Regions from separate parts of the Homo sapiens genome. Here region 1 is linked to region 2. Evidence: chromatin loops called from intact Hi-C (ENCODE). Cell type or tissue: dorsolateral prefrontal cortex. All regions are shown on one strand. Links, peaks and the distances in the headings refer to the core of each region. The heading gives the core; the rest is flanking DNA.

Region 1 (10,995 bases), core at 2,950-7,949, 460 kb after region 2:
TCCTGGAGTGAGTGGTGGAGGTGACAGGAAGTCATTCTCTTCTTGAGAACTCAGGATGTTCTGGAAATTCAGCCCCAACAGAGGTTCAGAATCTGCATCATCTAGAATAGGCTTTGGCTTGTAATCGACTATCGAGTTAGGGTGTCAGGGGATGTTAGAAGTCCCTGTCTTTGGTCTACCTCATGAGGTTTTCCTTATCATTCATGCAGAACACTTAGGAGGCATTCCAAACCAGACTAGAAGAGGGACTTTCCCACTAAGGACACACATGCCTTTGGAATTAGGGGTGGTTCCTAGGGCATGAGGAGAAAGCACACTATACTTTGACTAAAGAATCCAAGAAGAGGGAGGCCTTGCTTTAGGGAAACAGCCTTGATATCCAGATAAGCATTTATAGCAACCTATGGTCCTGGATCAGGCAGTGTGGAATGGATTCTAAGGGTTTCTAGACTTTGTACCCCCTGCACAGAGGGTAAGCATAGAGTATAGCATAGAGGAAAAGGCCTGGATCCAATTCCGGCTCTAATAAGCTGTGAGAAGCCTTTGTGGAAGTTGCTTCATGTTTCTGGCCTCATTTCCCCTTCTGTAAATTATGTTTGTTACGAAGACTAAACGTAGAGCACTTGGCACGTGATAGGTGTTGAGCAAACGTTTACTGAACATCTATCAGATGCCAGGCGAAGCCCAGTGCTTGCCATGTGGCGCCACCCAGCCAGGACTCACTCTGTCTTCACCCGCTGCCCTCTGCTCTTCCTCAGACTGCTGATATGGGGCTGACAGAAAACATCGGGGACAGCGGACTCTGCTTTGAGTTGTGGTTTCGGCGGCGGCGTGCACGAGAGGCATACACTCTGCAGGCAACCTCACCAGAGATCAAACTCAAGTGGACAAGTTCTATTGCCCAGCTGCTGTGGAGACAGGCAGCCCACAACAAGGGTACTGGGCAGAGCTGAGGAAGGGGGTGCTTGGAGTCAGGGTTATAGCAGGAAGTTTTCTGGAGAGTGTGCGAACTGCTTGGGAAAACAGTTTATAGGATGAAGAAAGAATGGCTTATAATAAGATTCAAGATTTGGCTTGAGAGATTACTGAAGTAGAAATGAGCCTAAGATATACCAAAAAGAAAGAGAAAGCTGGCAAATTTCCGGGAAGCAAGAGCAAGTAGGGGCCAGGTGCAGTGGCTCATGCCTGTAATCCCAGCGCATTTTGGGAGGCCAAAGTGGGAGGATTGTTTGAGGCCAGGTGTTCAAGACCAGCCTGGGCACATAGTGAGACCCCGTTTCCACAAAAAATTTTAAAATTAACTGGGCATGGTAGTACGCACCTATAGTCCTAGCTATTTGAGGGGTGAGGTAGGAGGATCGCTTGAGCCCAAACGTTCAAGGCTACAGTGAGCTATGGTGGTGCCACTGTACTTGAGCCTGAGTGACAGAGCAAGACTCTGTCTTTAAAGGATTTTTTTTTTTCAAATTTTTTAATAAAGCAAATGGCTGGGAAAAAAGGTGAGAAACTGCTCGCTTGGATTTAAGAACTGCTGCTACTTGCTGTGTGACCTGGACTAGTTTTTTGTTTGTTAGTTTTATTTTTATTTTTGTTTTTTTGCTGGGCTTTACCTTGGTTTTAATTTTCTGAACTTCATTCTGCTCATCTGAAAAATGAAATACTAATGTCTTCATCTTAGTGTAATAGGGATGATTAGGTAAGGTCAAATATATGGAAGCATCTTGTAAACTGTAAAGGTATGTAAAAATGTGAGGGTTTGTTTTTTGTGTGTGTATGTGCTCTTAATGCCCAAGATGCAGAGTAGAAATTAGGCAGCTGGGATGCCAAACAGCCAGGATGCAACATATTGGAGAGAAGAGCCAGATATCTGAGGAGGAAGTCACACCATCATTGCCATCCATGTTGTGATAGTCAACAGAAGGAGTAAAAAGAGACATCAGAGGAATGAAAGGGAGGAATGAGGATTGGGAAGGAACGAAAAAAAAAAAAAAAGAAAAAAATCAACCATGACATGCTAGGGCTAGAGAGAAGGGCAGGAAGAAGTTGGTAACAAGTGTCCCTATTCCCCAGAGCTCCGAGTGCAGCAGATGGTGTCCATGGGCATTGGGAATAAACCCTTCCTGGACATCAAAGCCCTTGGGGAGCGGACGCTGAGTGCCCTGCTCACTGGAAGAGGTGAGGGCCAGGGTGCTGGGGGGTGGCCCCCAGGAGTGAAGACCTTGACAATGAGGATACAAAGGGGAGGTATGGTGGAAAGTCAGGAAAGGCATCTCGTCCCCAAATCAGTGGGACTGGCTGGGAGGCCCTCTGTGAGACTGAGGGTCATTCCAGGGAGCCAAGAGGGCTTTCCCACACCAGCACCCCACCCCCCACTCCCCACTCTCTGCAGCCGCCCGCACCCGGGCCTCCGTGGCCGTGTCATCCTTTGAGCATGCCGGCCCCTCCCTTCCCGGCCTTTCGCCGGGAGCCTGCTCCCTGCCTGCCCGCGTCGAGGAGGAGGCCTGGGATCTGGACGTCAAGCAAATTTCCCTGGGTGAGGCACCTCTCAAGGGGTGGCTCCCAACAGCTCGGTCATGGTGGTGATGTTCAGGCTGCTTGCTGCTGAGCAATTCCTTTTTCTAGCCAAGAAGCCCAGTTGCCATGACAACTATGTACAGCTTCCCCACCGCTAAAAGAGCCTTCCATCTGGTTGCTAGGGTGATGCTTACAACAGCCTGTTGCTAAGAAGCACTTCCTCTGTACCTCTCTCTCTAGCTCTTCTTGGGTTTCTATGGAAACTGCCTCAGCTTCCTGTTGTACCCTCCTGGTTCACCACGGCAATCCTTATAGTTTCCTGTCGCTTCTTCCCTGGTTGCTCTAATGATGCTGCTGACAATTTCCTGCCTCTTGGTAGGGGGTTCCCTTGCAACTGGATCGCTATGGTGACTCACAGCTTCCTGTTGCTATGGAGCTTTTTCTTCCCTGATGGAGCAGCTTGGTTGCTTAAGGTAATCTGGAGGGATTCTGTACTCTGCTCTCACCCTAGCTTCCCCTTCAGCCCCAGAAACACTTGACTCTTCTGGAGATGTGTCCCCAGGACCAAGAAACAGCCCCAGCCTGCAACCCCCCCACCCTGGGAGCAGCACTCCCACCCTGGCCAGTCGAGGGATCTTAGGGCTATCCCGACAGGTAAGTTCCTACAACGAGGCTGGGAACAATGTGATCTCTTTGGCTGCTTTCTGGATGGGCTTTTCTGATCATTCAACCCCAGGGGGGTTGGGGGAAAACTGTGAACTTGTGCTCCCAGCTGAGGCTACAGTCTGGATTTATTATCTTGTCTACCTTTCTCCTCTCCCCGGGACCTGGCTAAGAGGCATCAAGGTCATAGGTTAAAAGGAATCTTAAATAAGGAGTATAGTGCTGGGGTGGATGGAAAGGGGAGAATGCCAATGGCCTGGCTTGGACTTGGGTTAAAATGGCAAAACTCAGGCCAGGTAAGGTGGCTCATACCTGTAATCCCAGACTTTCAGAGGCTGAGGTGGGAGGATCACTTGAGCCCAGGAATTCAAGACCAGCCTGGGCAACATAGTGAGACTCCATCTCTACAAAAAAAAAAAAATTAAATTAGCCGGACTTTTGAGGGGTGCGCACCTATAGTCCCAGCTACTCGAGAGGCTGAAGCAGGAGGATCTCTTGAGCCCAGGAGGTTGAGACTTCAGTGAGCCATGTTTGTGCCACTGCACTCCAACCTGGGCAACAGTGAGCACCTGTCTCTAAAAAAATAAAAGTAAATAGCAAAATTCAAGGATTTTGGGTAGGAAAGAGAGGTGAATTGACAGGCTTGTGGGGAGGAATGGAGGAAAAGAGAGAGAAAGACAAGAAATATGTCCCTAAATTCACTGTAGCTTCTCTCCCCCCAGAGTCATGCTCGAGCCCTGAGTGACCCCACCACGCCTCTGTGACCTGGGTGAGTCAGCATCCCCAATTTCTACCACATCCAGCACTCCTACCATCTTGCATGTACCTTCCTTCCTGTCCCCGGCTACTTGGGAGTCAGCTTCTTCCCTCTCCCAACTCATCTCCCTCTTCTCTCCTGGCTTCTAGAGAAGATCCAGAACTTGCGTGCAGCTTCTCCTCTCAGCACACTTTGGGCTGGGATGGCAGTGGGGCATAATGGAGCCCTGGGCGATCGCTGAATTTCTTCCCTCTGCTTCCTGGACACAGAGGAGGTCTAACGACCAGAGTATTGCCCTGCCACCACTATCTCTAGTCTCCCTAGCTTGGTGCCTTCTCCTGCAGGAGTCAGAGCAGCCACATTGCTTGCCTTCATACCCTGGAGGTGGGGAAGTTATCCCTCTTCCGGTGCTTTCCCATCCTGGGCCACTGTATCCAGGACATCACTCCCATGCCAGCCCTCCCTGGCAGCCCATGTTCTCCTCTTTTCTCACCCCCTGACTTTCCCTGAGAAGAATCATCTCTGCCAGGTCAACTGGAGTCCCTGGTGACTCCATTCTGAGGTGTCACAAGCAATGAAGCTATGCAAACAATAGGAGGGTGTGACAGGGGAACCGTAGACTTTATATATGTAATTACTGTTATTATAATACTATTGTTATATTAAATGTATTTACTCACACTTTGCCTCTAAGGAGCTAGAGTAGTCCTCTGGATTAAGGTGATAAATAACTTGAGCACTTTCCCTCAACCAGCCCTTAACTAGAACACAGAAAATAAAACCAAGACTGGAAGGTCCCCTCTACCCCTCCCAGGCCCAGAGCTAGCTGACTGTGTATGAGCCTGGGAGAATGTGTCTCCTCCACAGTGGCTCCCAGAGGTTCCACACACTCTCTGAAGCTCCTTCTCCCACACTGCACCTACTCCTTGAGGCTGAACTGGTCACAGACAAACTGGGATCCAGCACAGTCCAGCAGTTCTCAAAATGAGGTCCTCAGGCCACAGTGCGTGAGAACTTGCTTGGCTGTTTGTTAAATGCTAATTCTTGGGCCCCATCAGAGCTACTGCATCGAAACCTGGGGGTAAAACCCAATATTCTGCATTTCTTATCAAACTCTTTGGGTGATAACTAAGTGTCTGAAGAGGTGACTATTTCCTGACAGAAGGACCCAAAGAGGGAAGCAGGACATAGGTAGGCAGACAGACACAGGGCCCTGTGCCTCAAGACACCTGTTTATTGGGGACACGACTCTGCAATAGGGATGACAGGAATCGTACCAAAAATAGCGACGTCTACAGGGCCCCTGATGGGGCTAGAAGGGTACAGTGCCCCCCACCCTCACCCCTTGTACAAAAATAAACTCTCACGCCTATGGACCAGCAAAGACTGGCAGAGTGGCTCCTCAACAGGGACACAAACCTTCTCTGCCAGCCCAGGGACCCCGTTCTTTGACCCTCACCTCTGCCACTTCTAAGGCACTGTGACTCCCTTGGGCTGGGTGGGTACCGCCAGCCCACCCTCCTACGCCCGCCGCGCCTTCCACCTCTGGTCCGCCTGGGGCTGGGATATGGGTCCCACGCTGCCCCCTGCTGGCTTCTCTACCCAACTACCTCTAGCGCTCCCCCGCTCCGGCGGGGTAAGCTCACTAAGCTAATCGCCCCTGAGGGCCCACTACCGTTCTTGCCCCCCCAGCCCTGCCTCTCCGGGTCTGGACAGCCCGGAGCCCTCCTCCCCTTCCTGCGAAGGACTGGGAGGGGTCTCTCCTGATGGTACTCGGGCATAGGGCGGGGACGCGTCAGCCTGGGGTGGCCGGCGGCCCCTAGCCCGGCGGCTGTGGTGCACTTGAAGGTGCAAGGCCATGAGCTCTGGGGCTCCAGTGGCGAACGGGCAGAAGAGGCAGCGGTGGAGGGCACCCCCAGGCCCGGCCTCGCCTCCCGGCCCTGCCCGCAAGGACAGGTCCAGGGGTTCGGCCTCACCGCCTCGCCCGTTGCGCAGGGTCCTCCCAGGGCTGGCGGGCTTCCGACGGGACCCCGGCCCAGCACCGCTAGAAGGAGGCCGGGGACTTGAGGCGCCCTCCACCCAGGTCGCAGGCTGCGGAGACGGCTTGGCTCCAGATTGCGGGGCCGAACCCCGCTGGGAAGGAGGCGGTGGCTCCGGGGGTGGCCCGGGGCCGGCCCCGCTCCTCTGCTCCCGGTGGTGGCGCTGTAGGTGATACTTGAGCGAGCCGGACTGGGTGCCCGCGTAGTCGCAGTGCGGACACTTGTAGGGCCGCTCGCCTGGGGAGAGTGGGTGCGATAGGGTCACGGGGTCACGATGACTGCACGCACCCACCCGAATTTCGCCCAATTTACAGACCTCATTCTCAGAACCAAGAAAGGGCACTGCGTCTCCCACCCACTTTGATTTAATAAAGGAGCGTTTCCCAAGTGATCTCATCCAGCCAAACTGAAGGCTTCGGAACAAACTTCACCTCCTAGTGTTTCGGTAGCCCTCACCTTTCTGCCCGCCCCCAGTCCCCTCTCCACGCCGGAGGCTGCCTCCCTCACCTGTGTGCACTCGCAGATGCACTTTGAGGTGATGTGCTGAGCGGAAAGATTTTCCGCAGAAAGGACAATCCTTGCCGGTGGCGCCCCGGCCCCCTTCAGGCCGGGTCCCTCCAACCAACAGCCCATTCTCTTCTGCAACACATACGTTAAGAGGAAGTCAGGGGGGCCCACACCCTGTCCAGGTGCCGCGCACCCACCCCACACCCATCCCATAGGGCTGCTTCCCCTCGGGGTCCAGGAGGAAACAAAGTCTGAGGGGTTAGATTTGTTGTGACTAAAGAGTTAAGTGTTCTCAAATGATGGCAAAGCCTCCAGGAAAACAAAACAAAACAAAACAAAAAAACTCAGGAGAAATTAAACGTAAGTTCTTTTAACAAGGAAGCTACGAGGGAGTGGCGGCGTAAGAGTCAGAGGAGGACGCGGCGTACCCGGAGAGCGGAGGGTACCTACATACCCTGCGTGGCGGTCGATCTTGCCTGGGCCCCAGCAGCAGAGGCAGAGTGCCCCGGTCCCTCACCCGGGCGCGGGTGCAGGGAAGCCAGAGAGCCCAGCGACCTGCCCCGGGCCCAGGTTTCCTCCTCGGCCTCCACCACCTCCTCTTCTTCCTCAGGCTCCTCCGCACGGTGCCGGCGAGCCCGGGCCGGGAGAGCAGAGGACAGCGGGCGGAAGCCTCCGAAGCTGCGGCCGGGACCGGGCTCAGCACCCTCGCCGTTGGGCCGGCCCTCGCCAGCTCGCAGGCTCAGGTAGCCCAAGAGGCTCGGGGGCTCACGGCGCTCGGCCGGGGTGGGAGCCGGGGCCAAGAGGAGCGCTGGGCCCAACGGCTCATAGGCCAGCAGGCCGAGGTCAGGAGGCTGGGGGGCGCGGGCAGGCCCGGAGGCAGGCCCCGGGGCACGCAGTGGGCCCAGCTTGCTGGCGTGCACCTTCATGTGGTTCTTAAGGAACCAGGGCTCCTTGAAGCAGCGGCCGCACACCGGACACGCATGATCGAAGGAGGCCTTGTGCTTACGCATGTGGCCCTTGAGAAACCAAGACTGTGTAAAGCTCTGGCCGCACACTTGGCAGCGGAACTCCGGAGGCGCTGGGGGCTCCTCGGGAGCGGCAGGAGCTGGGGTCGGGGTTGCCTCACGTTCGGGCTCCGGCTCCGGCTCCGGCTGGGGGACTGATCTGGGTTCGGGCTGGGGTGGAGGCTGAGGCTGAGGCTGAGGCGGAGGCGCAGCGGAGGTGGCCGCCAGGGGACGCTCGGGAGCCCCGTGGGCCGTCAGGCTGTGGTGCAGCAGCTCCTCCTCCTGGCTGGAGCCGAAACTGCACAGGCCGCACTTCCAGGGCCTATGCAGGATGTGCAGGTGGCGTTCGCGCTCCGCCGAGGTGCGAAACTTGCCTTTGCAGTAGGGGCAACGGAAGGCGGACGATGAAGGAGCCTGGGGCCGCGCCAGACCCTCAGTGGCAGGGGTGGCCTGCATGCCCCCTGAGCTTCGGGCTCTCCCCAGTCGGGCCTCGCGTAGTAGCGCGCGCTCTTCCAACTCCAGCAACAGGCGTGCAGCAGGACTACGTGGGCGCTCGGGCTGGTGTGTGCGCAGGTGCGAGCGCAGCAGAGCCCGCTGCGCCGCGCGGTGGCCGCAGTGAGGGCACTGGAAGGCCTGGGCTCCTGGGTGCGCCCGCAGGTGCAAAGCAAGGATAGAGTTGAAGCGGAAGCGCTTCCCGCATACAGGGCAGGGGAAGCGCCGTTCGCCTGCACGACTCTCAGACCAGCTCACCGCTCCCATCCCGAGCGACCCTGCGCTCACGGCTGGCCCGTTGGAGTATCGCTGCAGATCCAGCTCGCCGTCGAAAGCCGGCGGCGACGGCGCTAAGTGGCCGCTCGGGGCGCGGGGACGTGAGCCCTGTGGAGAAAGATCTGCGTAGAGCAAAGGGTGAAGGTAGAGCTGTAAAGGAAGCAAGGGCGTCGCCTCGAGGGCCAGAAGGACAACACGAGGGAAGGTGGGCTGGGGCCTGAACTAGGAACACAGGGTGCTACTCACCTCGGGAAGATGGGGTGGGGGGAGGTGTATGGGAATCGAGATGTCAGGGCCAAGGAGTTAACTTCTAATAATGGGAGGTCAAAGAGAGAGAGAGGTAGGCAGGAGAGGGAGTATACAGTTGTAGGTACTTGTAGGTTGAAGCCAGAGCTTCACTCACCTCCATGGACCCCCTTCACATTCTTTGGTTCTGGGAAGTGCAGGGAAGAGGAGGAAAAGCTGCTAATGAAGGCAACAGGTGCTGTGGAGCTAAAGCAAGAGACAGATTTGGAGGAAAAGATGAGCCCTAGTTTTCAGCAGTAAAGTCACTCCCTACCCCCAGACTCTCAGCATTCTGTATTCCCAAAACCAATCCATTCTCCCTACTTGCTTCTTGAGGCACGAAGGGGCTGCTATACTCAAAAACTGTACCTCTTGACTTGCCAAGCCTACAAGCCTCCCAGATAATCCAGATTTCTTCCCCAAATTCTATATTTTAAATGCATGGTCCAGAACAACCACAGCTACCACCCCACCCCCTGGCGGTGGGGAAGACCATCACAATATGCCCCTCTCCCATGTAGGTTGGGCTATGCAGTGTGGTGAGCAAATGAGGTGGGCTTGCCATGCTCCCCATTTATCCAAGTGGGACCAGTTGCTCTGAGATCCCTAACTGAGCAGCCAGCCAAACATCCTTCCAGGTTCCACAGTGCTTCCTTCTGCCCTTACCCTGTCTTTCTGTCTTTCCCCCCTCATTCTCCCTCCCTCCGCCTGGATTCCTGATCCATTCATTTCCATTCATTACAGAGACTCATTCATGCATGGGAGAGAAACACCTCCCAGCAGCAGAGTCTGAAGACAGACAGAGGGGGAGGGGCATGAAGGGGGAGGGAGCCAGAGGGAGAGGGAATGAAGAGAGAGTTGGGGGAGGAGTGGAAGTTAAGGGGCACAGCTAGCCTGGGGAAGGGGCTAAAAACTGCAAATACCGTATAGGATTCATCCCCTTGTTTCAAACCTTGGAGCCTGCAGTATGATGGGGCATCTGAGCCCCTTTGTCCAGGGCTGTTCCGAGGCAGGCTTTCCTCCTCTCTGCAGGGGAGAGGCTCCCTCACACAAGAGGAGGATTACACTGGCTCTGAGCTCAAGAGGCTGGAGTGAGGGACGGGGGGCGGGGCTGGGCCATCTGCACAGATAGGGACTCAGCACATGCTCTGAGCAGGAAAGGGTTAAAATTCTCCAGGCTAAAATTCCCTAGGCCTGGGACTTGCAGAGCTCCAGTGCTGGGGAAGGAGAAGATCATTGAGAGGAAGAGGATAGGGGTTGGGGGGGGGGGCGGGTGCTGATCCTAAGCTGCAGAGGAGTTTAGCATGAGGACTTAGAAGAAACCCCAGAATCAAGATTCATGGAAACAGACCTGGGAGGATGACCAGAAGTCATCTAGTCTACCTTTCTGCCTCATATAGAATAGTATCTGGTCAAGGCTAAATGAATGTGGGTCTAACCTTTTTTTTTTTTTTTTTTTGTCTAAGAAAGGATATTTGAGATATAAAGAACTTCCTTACAATAGGCATCACAAAACTGAAATGGGTTACTGAGAAAGAAAAAGATGCAAGCATTACTTTGCCTAAGGATCTTTAATAGAAAAGAACTGTGCCAGGAGTCAACCTGCCTGTCAGCAGAGAGAAAAGGCTCTGGAGGTCCAAGGCTTCTTTAATTTTTGACATTTAGTGGATGTGGTAAAACTCCATGAAGGGGCAGGTACCTGTTACATGTGGAATCTGGGCTATAGGATTATTATTAGCAGATGATTAATTAACAAAGTGTCCTTGTCCAAGGGTCACTAGACGACCTCCACTACCACTTAATATGTGTATTTCTGTAGCTTCAAATTAGGGCACCCACTCTCATCCTCTGGATCCTTTCCTGGGACTAAGAGCCTAGCCAGGCTTACTGAATAGTGTCACAAAAGGTGAATTAGAATAGGACTGAAGGGTACAAGGCTATTGTAGGCCTAGTCTGAACATTGATAACCCTACAACCTTTACTAAATCACTTAACCTCCCAGTTTACTCATCAGTAAAATAAGGGGATTGGACTAATTTATAGTGTTAGTCCCTTCCTGCTCGAAAAAAGTTTGTGATTCTAAGTCACAGGACTCTTTTGGACCCCAGAGAGATGTTAAAACAAATGGTCATCCCTTCAGTACCATGGAGAGTGCAGTGGGCTACCACAGAAGCCACTTGGGCCACCTCAGTACCATAGATAGAGCTATGAGGTGCTAGAGGGGCTGTTTGCCATTTTAGCATCGCAGATACAACACAGAAAAGCTAGAGCATTTTTTTTTCGTTCCTATCTGAAAACCATAGAAAAAAACCCAGTGGTACCAGAGGGATTATTTTGGCCTTTTAGATGTCACTGAAAATAGAAAGAGCTAATAGAAAATAGATGTAACTAGAAGAATTTTAATTAGCTATAAGGAGCATCCTGACAGTTACAGTTTGTACATCCTGGAATGAGTTAC
Region 2 (10,995 bases), core at 3,568-8,567:
ACCTCTGCCTCGCGGGTTCAAGCGATTCTCCTGCCTCAGCCTCCCAAGTAGCTGGGATTACAGGTGTGTGCCACCACGCCTGGCTAAATTTTTTTGTATTTTTAGTAGAGACAGGTTTCACCATGTTGGTCAGGCTGGTCTCGAACTCCTGACCTCATGATTCGCCCTCCTCAGCCTCCCAAAGCGCTGGGATTACAGGCGTGAGCCACTGCATAGAAAACTTCTAAGTACAATCACAGTACTTTGCTTTACTGTGATGGTCAATGTGATAACCATATGAAACCATATCAGAGCTAAGTAAGTCGGGTTCAATAAATGCTGAAAGCATTGACTATCTGATGGAGTCATCAAAAATATTATTTAATTTAAATATAGTATTTAATTTTGAGCAAGATTTTACAGCACATAGAGGGGTCCTCAGGCCAATAGGGGGATGGCTTTTTTTTTTTTTTTTTTTTTTGAGACAGAGTTTCACTCTTATTGTCCAAGCTGGAGTGCAATGGCACGATCTCAGCTCACCACAACCTCCGCCTCCCAGGTTCAAGCAATGCTCCTGCCTCAGCCTCCCAAGTAGCTGAGATTACAGGCGCACAACACCACGCCCGGCTAATTTTTGTATGTTTAGTAGAGACGGGGTTTCACCATGTTGGTTAGGCTGGTCTTGAACTCCTGACCTCGTGATCCGCCCGCCTAGGCCTCCCAAAGTGCTGGGATTACAGGCATGAGCCACCATGCCCAGACTGGGGCATGGCTCTCTATTGGAGCTAGGAACAGAGCTTTACATTGCAATGTAGTGCGTGTCTTCTGCTGCAGACTGATCCAGAAAGATTCTGGTGGGAATTTTCAGATGCTCTAAATGAACATAGAACATCTGATACAGAAGTTGGTACATAGAGTATTTCTCAAAATTTAATGCATACTCTAACTTTTGGGGAGTTTGTTAAGATTCTGATTCAGTAGGCCTGAGATTCTGCATTTCTAATCTGCTACCAAAAGATGCTGATGCTGCTGGTCCCCAATCACACTTTGCATATTAAGGCCTTAAAGTAAATCTCTTGCTTATCTATAAATTTTCATCATCTGAACTATTAACAAGGTATGGATAGCAAGAAATTCAAGGTTAAACTCTCCGACAATATTACAGAATGCTAGAGCCTAGAATATCAGCATTCTGTGCTGAAGACTGAAGGAATAGACATGTGCCAGCCAGACGAACACATTGCATGTATTTGTATCAGGCATCTTTCCAAAAGGGTGGTTATCTATTTGCTTTAGATATTGGGCAATCAAGTATGCAGCAAATTTGGCATTCTACTAGGAAAGCCAAGACACCTGGCTTATGGGTCTCAGGGCACTTACTGTTTGAGCTGTGCAATCCAACATGTGATCCACTTCTTGAAAGGAACAGGCCAAGTTTCCTCCCTCCCTACTGAAGGATCCTGTGAGCACAAGGTGGGAAATAGGTACTCCAGCAACACTGAATAGGAAATTGAATAGGAGAAGCTATGCCCACTTGTTAGCAAAGGAACTTCAGCCAGGAACAGGAGAGTGTGGTACTTTCTTGATAAGAAAGTGCTCTGACGCCTGTCAGTTTGAGGAATTTGAACCTGCAGCATTCCAGGATCAAAGAGGGCTCTGCTGTGATGATAGGTTCTTTCCTGTTGACTGCTTCCTTTTATTGCCTGATCTGGCACTAAAACAGATCAAAATGAGCTCAGGCCACTTCCATCACTTGAGAATCTTCATATTTAAAAAAAAAAAGTCAACACATAGAGAAACTATGGGTTATTTAAATGAGTATTATGATTTTTTTTGTTTATTTGTTTTTGTTTTTGTTTTTAAATGGAATCTCTGTTGCCCAGGCTGGAGTGCAGTGGTGCGATCTCGGCTCACTGCAACCTCCATCTCCTGGGTTCAAGCGATTCTCCTGCCTCAGCCTCCTGAGTAGCTGGGATTACAGGCACATGCCACCATGCCCGGCTAATTTTTGTATTTTTAGTAGAGACGGGGTTTTGACATGTTGTCCAGGCTGGTCTCGAATTCCTGACCTCAAGCAATGTGCCTGCTTCAGTCTCCCAAAATGCCGAGATTACAGGCGTGAGCCACCACACCTGGCCAAATGAGTATTGTCTTCGTTCGTTTTGTGTTGCTGTAATAGAATACATGAGGCTGAGTAATTTAGAAAGAAAGAGGTTTATTTAGCTCACAGTTCTGCAGCCTGGGAAGTAGGAGAAGCATGTTACCAGCATCAGCCAGGCTTCTGGGGAGGGCCACTACACTAGGTCAAAACAAGGCAGAGAAGGTCAAAGGGGAAGCAGACACATACAAAGAGAAAAAAAGAAAAAAAAAAGTGAGGGCCTCTTGGCTGTATAACAACCCACTCTCCCAGGGAACTAATCCATTCCCAAAGGAAGTAATCCAATCTCACCAGAGCCAGAACTCACACACTACAGAGAGAAGGGCACCAAGACATTCATAAGGAATTTACTACTGTGATCCAAACACCTCCCACTAGGCCCCATCTCCCAACACTGACACATTGGAAATCAAATTTCGACATGAGTTCTAGTGGGGACAAATTAACCATATTCAAACCATAGCAGGTATGTTTATCAGACTAGCACTGAAACACAGAGACATAAATGTGACTGTAAAATCTCATCTGGAGAGCTCATCAAAAGTTTCAATATGAGACCCATTCATGTGCCCTAAGTCTCTTATTGGCTCAATTCTAGGTATAATAGCTCAACAGATATTTTAAATATTTGTTATCTCCCCTCCCATTCACCCTGCACAGCTCTTTCAAGTCGTAAAGAGCCCCAGGATCTTTCTTTTTTTCTTTCAAGCTGATGCTTCCCCGGCCTGCACACTGAGATGGTGGCACAGGATTCCTAGGATTCTCTCCAGCTTAAGAAGAACATTAGTCTTTCCACTTCTGACCCTGGCAAAGACTTGCGTGTACTGATGGAGGCAGTAAGCTCACACTCCTTTTCCCCTAAGGCTTCCTCCAAAGCTTGAAAACACAACGTGAAATTTCTTAGTAGTCATACATTCAGCCAAAGGGGCTGGCGACGGGTATTTTAATCTCTCCGTCTTAAGTGATGCGTAGGAGGCCATATCTTTGACCATCCTGCTGGATTCAAAACCTACGAGATGCTGCCTGCTGGCCTTGGGTGCTGACTTCCTCCTTCTAGGGAGAAAGAGACCTGGTCAGGGCCAACGGTGGGTACCCAGTGAGCTTAGATTGCCGGTGAGCTGGAGGTTGGTGAGGAGGGTGCTGGCGCCAGAGGGTGACGAGGCGTGAAGAGGGGGATGTAACACGGGGTGAGTTTGGGAGGCACCGCGGGGAGCCCGGACTAGAGTTGCGGGGGGGCGCGGGAGGAGAGCCTGCCTCCGACCTCCGAACGTCCCTGCCCTTTCCTATGCCGCCCCCGCTTCCCTGCCTGGGTTCTACGTTTATGCGGTGCTCCCTGAGCCCTATTTTAAAGCTGCTTTTTAAGAACTTCCTTTCTGCTCGCCTCCCCCAACTCCTGGCAGCGGTGACCGTGAACTCGCAGGACCTTCGCCCCCGCGGAGACCCAGGGAAGAACGCTTTTTTCCTCTCTATTCGCCCTCAACCTGACCCGCTGGGCCACCAGGGCTTGGGGAGAGACCTCAGAGGCCTAGAGCCAGGAGAGGCGAGAAAGGGTTGTGGTTTTTTTGAGTGATTGAGATGGGGGACAGAGAGAGCACTTAAAATTAGGCAACTTTAATTAGGCTCCCAGGAGAATTTCTGGATCCACAGACCAAGAAAACAGCCAAGTGGGAACAGCAGCAAAGAATATAAATAATACATAATCCAGGGCTTTGCGCCGAGTGGGGTTGTTCGCAGGTCAGTGATTCCCACTTTGGGTGCGGGAGACCCCAAGTATCACCTCTGAAACCGTTTTCTAGCTTTCCCTCTGCTCCTTTAGAAAGAAATGTTACAACACATGAAATAGATGCAGAAAAGGCTTTCTGTAAAATTCAACATCCCTTCATGTTAAAAACCCTCAATAATCTAAGTTTTAAAGGAACATACCTCAAAATAATAAAAGCCATGTGTGACAAACCCACAACCAACATCATACTGAATGGGCAAAAGCTGGAAGCATTCCCCTTGAAAACCGGCACGAAACACGGATGCCCTCTCTCACCACACGTATTAACATAGTATTGGAAGTTCTGACCAGGGCAATAAAGCAAGAGAAAGAAATACAGGGCATTCAAATAGGAAGAGAGGAAGTCAAACTCTTCCTGTTTGCAGATGACATGATCCTGTATCGAGAAAACCGCCTCATCTCAGCCCAAAAGCTTAAGAAAGCTGACAAGCTGCCGGGTGGGGCGGCTCACGCCTGTAATCCCAGCACTTTGTGGGGCTGAGGCGGGTGGATCACCTGAGATCAGCAGTTCGAGACCAGCCTGGCCAACATGGTGAAAACCCATATCTATTAAAAATACAAAAAATTAGCCGGGCGGGCGTGGTGGTGGACGCCTGTATTCCCAGCTATTCAGGAGGCTGAGGCAGGAGAATCGCTTGAACCCTGGAGGCGGAGGTTGCAGTGAGTCGAGATGGCACCACTGCCATGGGTGTTGCCTATCCAGCCTGGGCGACAGAGACGCCGTCAAAAAACAAAACAAAACAAACAAACAAACAAAAAACAGCAGGCAAGTAGAGAGCCAAATTAGGAATGAACTCCCATTCACAATTGCTTCAAAGGGAATAAAATACCTAGCAATACAGCTAACAAGGGAAGTGAAGGACCACTTCAAAGAGAACTACAAACCACTGTTCAAGGAAATCAGAAAGGACACAAACAAACGGAAAACAGTCCATGTTCATGGATAGGAAGAATCAACATCATGAAAATAGCCATACTGCCGAAAGGGAGGGAGAGAGACAGAGAGAGAGAGAGAGGAAAGAGGGAAGGAAGGAGAGAAAGAAAGAAAAGAGAGAGAGAGAGAAAGGAAAGAAAGAAAAGAAAAGAAAAGAAAAAAAGAAAAGAAAAGAAAAAGAATGAGCAGCACCAGGGCTCCAGGGAAGCCCGGGACCACCCTTTCTGCGCTGGGGATGCCCTTGGAATGTGACCTCCCTCTGGGGAGCCGTGCTACTGCCATGGGCGTAGGCGTCGGTCTACCCGAGCGTGCAGAGCGGCCTTCTTCCTCAACAAGAAACCCGGCAATTGCCCAACCCAACCTCTCCTTGCTCAAACTGCAGGAGGGAGCGGCCATCGAGTTTCCTTTGAACGCGGTGACAGGCTTACAGGTCTGTGAACGAAAGGGCGCCTAATAAGTGACGTGAACTTCGACCCCATGGCACTCTAAGCAATATTTGTACCCACAGAACCACGATCCAACAGCAAGGAGTTCTTATTCTTCAGTCTTCTCGAATAACTTTCAAATCACCAGTAGGATTTTTAAAGTCTCCGTGTTTTATTGCCTAGGTTAAAGAAAAGATAAAGGTCTTCCAAAGACATTGACGCTAATAATCTTCCATTACCTGCTAGCCCACTTCCCAGGGCGAGTGAGAATTCAGTAATTCCTCCTCTCCTTGAGTTTGCTTAGATCCCTAAGGATGAATGAAAATGCTATCCGGAACCCTGCTTCCGCGAAGAAAATTCAGAATTTTGCACTTGTACGCTGGGGCAAAATGCTGACAGAATGAAGAAGGTAATTGCAAACTCCTATAACGTGTGTGGTAGTGTGGCCGAGCGGTCTAAGGCGCTGGATTTAGGCTCCAGTCTCTTCGGGGGCGTGGGTTCGAATCCCACCACTGCCAGTGGTACGTTTTAGCACAACAAGGATCCTGAAGTACTAACACTTTCTAACTAGTAAAATAATTAAATCTTCCTTTCCCAGGATTCTCCCGGATTACACAGCATCAGTTCCTCTGAATTCTGCATTCGTAATTAAAATCCTGATTTCCAATTGGCATTTCTTTCGGTTAGGCAGGGAGGCCTTCTCGCTCGCGGTCTCCTACTTTATCCGTTGTACTGACTCTCTGGACCCCAGTTTTTGCACTGCACCATTTGGGTTCCCGCAATCAGGAAAGCTCAGTTCTCATCTAAAATACACGCTCACATTGAATCATTGTCATTACCTAGTTTAAGCATAAGGTGGTCAGGAAGTTTTTGCAGAAACTTTCCCATTGGTCCCATCAGCCCGCGGCCGGCACTGCTTTAGGAGTTGCAGCTCTGTGCTCGCGAAATATCCTGCCTAGACCCTGTTTTGGTTCTAATCACGTTACTTTTGTAATTGAACATGATGGATGGATGCATGGACAGATGGACGGACGGATGGATGCAGAAAGCAAAAACTCAGCGGCCGGGCGCAGTGGCTCACGCCTGTAATCCCAGCACTTTGGGAGGCCGAGGCGGGCGGATCAAGAGGTCAGGAGATCGAGACCATTCTGACCAACATGGTGAAACCCCGTCCTTAGTAAAAAAAAAAAATACCAAAGCCGGGGGTGGTGGCGCGGACGGACCTGTACTCCCAGCTACTCGGGAGGCTGAGGCAGGGGAATCGCTTGAACCCGGGAGGCGGAGGTTGCAGTGAGCCAAGATCGCGCCACTGCACCCTAGTCCTGGCGACAGAGTAAGACTCCGTCTAAAAAATAAACTCAGCAAGGTTCATGTTCTCATTCAGGCATCGTTACCTCATGGGGAATGGGGAGAAGACAAGTAAACAGTTATTTTGAGTTGGTGATTCAAAAACACTTCAAAGCGGATTCTTGACTAACTCCATTCATTGGGCCCAGGGGGCGTCTGTAAACGTGGGTTTAGTCACCCTCCTGCCCCTTCCCAGTGAATCAGGTCACGGTGGTGGCGACTGTTCAGGTTTCTGAACTACCCAGCTACAATATTCGCGTAGAAACTAACCCACTGTGGAAAATCAGAGGGGGTACACTCAGGGCCTATTTAGTGGTATCGTCTCAGAATGGTTGTCCTACTGCGTTTTTCAGCCACTACAGCCCGTCACCTACAGAAGTGCTCATGGATTTGGCCGGACAGTTTCCTCGGGGAGAGATTTCACTGCCGTGACATGAGGAATGAAAGAAAGAAACTGAGCAGAGAACTGCGACTCTGTGCAAGAACCAAGTGTCATGCCACCCAGGCTGGAGTGCAGTGGTGCGATCACTACTCATTGCAGCCTCCATCTCCCGGGCTCAAGCGATCCTCCCGCCTGTCTCCCAAGGAGCTGGGATCACACTTCTGCACTATCACGCCCACGCCCGGCTGTTTGCTTGTTTGTTTGTTTGTTTGTTTGTTTTGGTAGAGCCGAAGGGTTGGGAGGGAGTGGGGAGGGGCGGGGGAGCTGATAATGGTCTGTCTATGTCGCCCAGGGTGATCTGGAACTCCTGGGCACCCAGCCTCATGCCACTTTTTGACTCTGCCCTCCTTTTTATATCTTCCTCCCTCCTCATTCAAAATCCTCTTTCGGGCACTCCCATAACATCTTCCATTTCACTTTGATGACTCCTCCAGACCAGTCCCCTTCCTTTTCACATACCTATCACCAAGAAATATCTTGGGCCCGCAAGATCTTCACAAAAGAAGCCTTTTGTTTTGTTTCTCTCGGAAATCGAGAGACAAGGCATGTTTTGCTCCCAGTGCCTAGTTGGGGGAAAATATCTCTATATCTGTGGATAAATTGGACCTTCCTGGCACTTTTATAAAATTCCCTGTTTGCATAATTTCCATATCATTGTTCTTCCTTTTTCCACAAGGCAATTGTTCTGTCTTCCAATTCTGTTTTATGAAAATAAATCAAATTTAAAAGTTGTTGGAACCCCCCCACCCACCCACCGCCACAATGCTCTAAGCCTTCAGAGAGATGTGAATGCCGTCTGAGTCACATATGGTTACAACTTCTGTTCTCAGATCATAGATTAATGTACTTTCTTATTTTTCTTGTTCTGTGTGTACCAGAGAGAATTAAACGACATCAAGAACAAAAACCTACAGTCTTCTTAATTAATGACCCTCGTTACAGATGAATTTCCCTTGTCTTGTCCTGCTTTGTTTGCTTAGACCAGATAACAGAAAACCCATGATTATTATGCCCTCTGCAAAAAATGTTAAATGCACCCTTGCCAAAAAGAAACACTGCCTGTAACCAATCAAATGGCTGTAACTATGTGCCAACCTTGTATGAACTGTGTATGAATAATGAATAATGTTGTAATCCTGCTAAAAACTCCTCTGTCTCTGCCTATACAAATGAAACCTCAACTTTCCTACTTCGGAATGCTGACCCTATTCCTTTGGAGCTGGTTTTTCCATGTGGCTCATCCTCACAGTTTTGGCTTGAGTAAACTCTCTTTAAATTAGTCTTACCCTTTTGATTATTTCAGGCTGACGGTTTGTTTTCCCTTCTTCCTGAAACGTAATTCTGTGCATTATCTTGAGACTGGGTTAATTTTTGTTTTTCTGTTCATCTCCCTCTAGTGACTCCCAGAAACCTGATCTACCTAGCTCGATGTTTTCAGCTGCATAGAGGCCATCATTTCCATTGAAACAAAATGAACTGAAACTTCCTCCATTCTTTCTCCCACTCCTCCTCCCCAGTCAGGCCAGGATTTTCCACATTCCAGCATTCTCTACATCCACCAAGGACACTAGCATTCCCCAGACTCTCAACAGCACCACCTCGGAACGTTTTTGTTTATATTGTTTTGCTCTTTTCACTGTCCCTTAGTTTTCAGTTAATTCCCTCTCCTGTTGATGGAAGGATGCCGACTTGTTTCTATCTCCCCTCACTCATGCCACTCACCATCCCTGCCTTTTTTCTGCCTGCATCACTTCTGCACCACCAAAATGATCCTGAACCTCTATCCTTCCTTCTGTCCCCTCCTCTTGTTCCTCTTGACAGTACCAGCCGCTCCTCCAGCTCTACTCTACCACCCCTGCCACATCACCTACCCCTACTCCTCTCCGGCACTCTGACTGGCATTTCCCCCAACACATCTGTCTCCACACACACATATCGGAAAGCTCCCTTAACTCACTTAAGCATGCGTCAATATTTCTGTCAAATTCTAGCTCAAAATTCAACTTCAGGAAGCTCTCTTCAGTTAGTTTCTCCTCACCATTCTGATCACTCCTTTTCATTGTCTTAAATGTGGTCCTATATCGTTTTGTAAACGTTTATGGCAGTATCAATATATCAACACAGCATTATCTATTCTGTTACTTCAACTAAACTGTGAATTACTTAAGTCACCAAGTTTTTTAAAAAGTTAATAGATTTTACATCCAAGAGCAGTTTTAAGTTTACAGCAAAATTGGGTGGAAAGTACAGAGAGTTCCTACATTCTGCTCTCTGTCCCCACAGCCTCCCTCATCAAGGACATCCTGCACCAGTATGGTACATTTGTTACAACTAACATTGATACACCATTATTAAACAAAGTCTGTAGTTTAAATCAAGATTCACTCTTGGTACTGTACATTCTATGAGTTTGAACAAATGCATCATAATCATGACATATATACACTATTGTAACACCATACAAAGTAGTTTCACTGCCCTAAAAGTCTTCTGTGGTCCACATGTTCATCCCTCTCACCTAACTCCTGGAAACCGCTGATGCTTTTACTGTCTACATTGTTTTGCCTTTTCCAGAATGTCATATAGTTGAAATCATACAGTATATGGGCATTTCAGATTGGCTTCTTTTACTTAGTAATATGCCTTTAAATTTAATTCCATGTCTTTTTATGTCTTGATAACATATCTTCTAAGGGCTGATTAATATTCCATTGTCTGGATATAGCACAGTTTGTCTATTCCCCTGTTAAAGGATATATTTGTTGCTTCCAAGTTTTGGCAATTATACATAAAGCTGCTATAAACATTAACGTGAAGGGTACTGTGTGGACATATGTTCAACTCATTTGGGTAAGTACCTATGAGTGTGATTGCTTATTGTATGAGAAACATGTATTTGGTTTTGTAAGAAACCGCAAAAATTGTCTACCATAATGGCACTGGGTATTTTTAAACTTTATTTTATAAAGTAAAAAACTGTTTTTTTATGTAATGTATACAAGTGGCACATTTTGAAAAATACATAAAAGTATAAAGAATATCAATCACCCACAGATAAACAGATTTTGGCATATATCCTTTTTCATTTTCGAATAATAAATTTCTAAAAGTAGAAATAGAATGCTTGATAAAATACAATGTCTTTTTAGAGTTCTTGATTTATAATGCCCAACTGTCCTCCAGAAAGCCATGACATTCTACAAGAATGTTCTTATCAGTATTAGATATTAATAAATAGTTTCCAATTTGATTTCTTATTAAGGAAGGAACATTTTCCATATGCATACTTGACCTTTTGCTTATTCTCGGTATCGTTTGTTTAGATCCTTTTGAGGGGCAGGCCTTTCTAAAGTATTTCTCCTTGAACCCTGAATTGTCCAGTATGAATTATTCACGGAAATGAAAAAGTGTAGGGTTTGGGGGTGAAGTTGAGGGATGTTATCCATTATCCACTCAACGTTAACTAGTCTTACAGATTAGGAGATGGATTCAAATCTAAAAAGAACGTCTTTAATTAACACCTTGTGAGTAAACAGAATCACATCTACTGCAGAATCACACCTGCTGCAGAATCACAGAGGACGCATTAAATGTTCTTTTGTTGCCTGAAAATATAATTCAAATTACTGCTTCACAGTCTTTGGATTAGGAGGATACATTAATAAAACCTTTCGTTGGCTGAGTAGACTGAAGCATGAAAACACAGAGAGAATCGAACCGGCCACCTTAAGGATGGCCGTAGTTGGAAATTCTTAGAGTCCTCCGCTCTACCAGGTGAGCTATCGGAAAGTGTCTGTGACATTCGTTAGCGTAGATTTTTGTGCATTGAGTAGCGGCTGGTGAGACTCCTGACTTCTTTGCATTTGGGCTCAGATTACTGTTCAAGAAGTTCCAGAGAGCCAGGTCTATAGTTAACTGAGTCCCGGG

The links. Hi-C counts contacts between places; a loop is a spot of excess contacts. Peaks named below come from ENCODE experiments on the same cell type or tissue, not always from the same donor. Only the 100,000 strongest peaks of a DNase experiment are listed, where the experiment ranks them.
Region 1: a loop joins it to region 2, with 2.4 times the contacts of the local background. A loop is called at or near these places in 8 of 110 quality-filtered maps.

The regions. Positions count from the first base shown.
Region 1 is chr14:21,084,931-21,095,925 of GRCh38, forward strand. It overlaps ARHGEF40 (Rho guanine nucleotide exchange factor 40), which reads left to right. Exons shown (of 24, transcript NM_018071.5): 19 at 759-936; 20 at 2,071-2,175; 21 at 2,390-2,533; 22 at 3,038-3,168; 23 at 3,900-3,946; 24 at 4,084-5,318. The coding sequence ends at 3,941. It overlaps ZNF219 (zinc finger protein 219), which reads right to left. Exons shown (of 5, transcript NM_016423.3): 2 at 8,656-8,744; 3 at 6,935-8,360; 4 at 6,481-6,612; 5 at 5,147-6,210. The coding sequence starts at 8,661. The coding sequence ends at 5,606. Among named protein-coding and RNA genes, the nearest start is that of ZNF219, 8.2 kb to the right of the region's middle. RefSeq lists enhancers at 1-918, 1,855-2,399, 2,400-2,942, 5,349-6,194, 6,195-7,039 and 1 more and silencers at 7,644-7,853, 8,000-8,294. In dorsolateral prefrontal cortex, for the core only: CTCF peaks have their summits at 5,549 (motif pointing left) and 7,758 (motif pointing right); a DNase peak (open chromatin) is centred at 7,761; H3K4me3 peaks cover 865 bases; H3K27ac peaks cover 1,484 bases.
Region 2 is chr14:20,619,655-20,630,649 of GRCh38, forward strand. It overlaps TRL-TAG2-1 (tRNA-Leu (anticodon TAG) 2-1), which reads left to right and starts at 5,716; the gene lies at 5,716-5,797. RefSeq lists enhancers at 3,624-3,763, 5,513-6,255, 6,256-6,996 and a silencer at 5,746-5,815. In dorsolateral prefrontal cortex, for the core only: no CTCF peak of the experiment used is centred there; a DNase peak (open chromatin) is centred at 5,757; H3K4me3 peaks cover 2,677 bases; H3K27ac peaks cover 432 bases; H3K27me3 peaks cover 5,000 bases.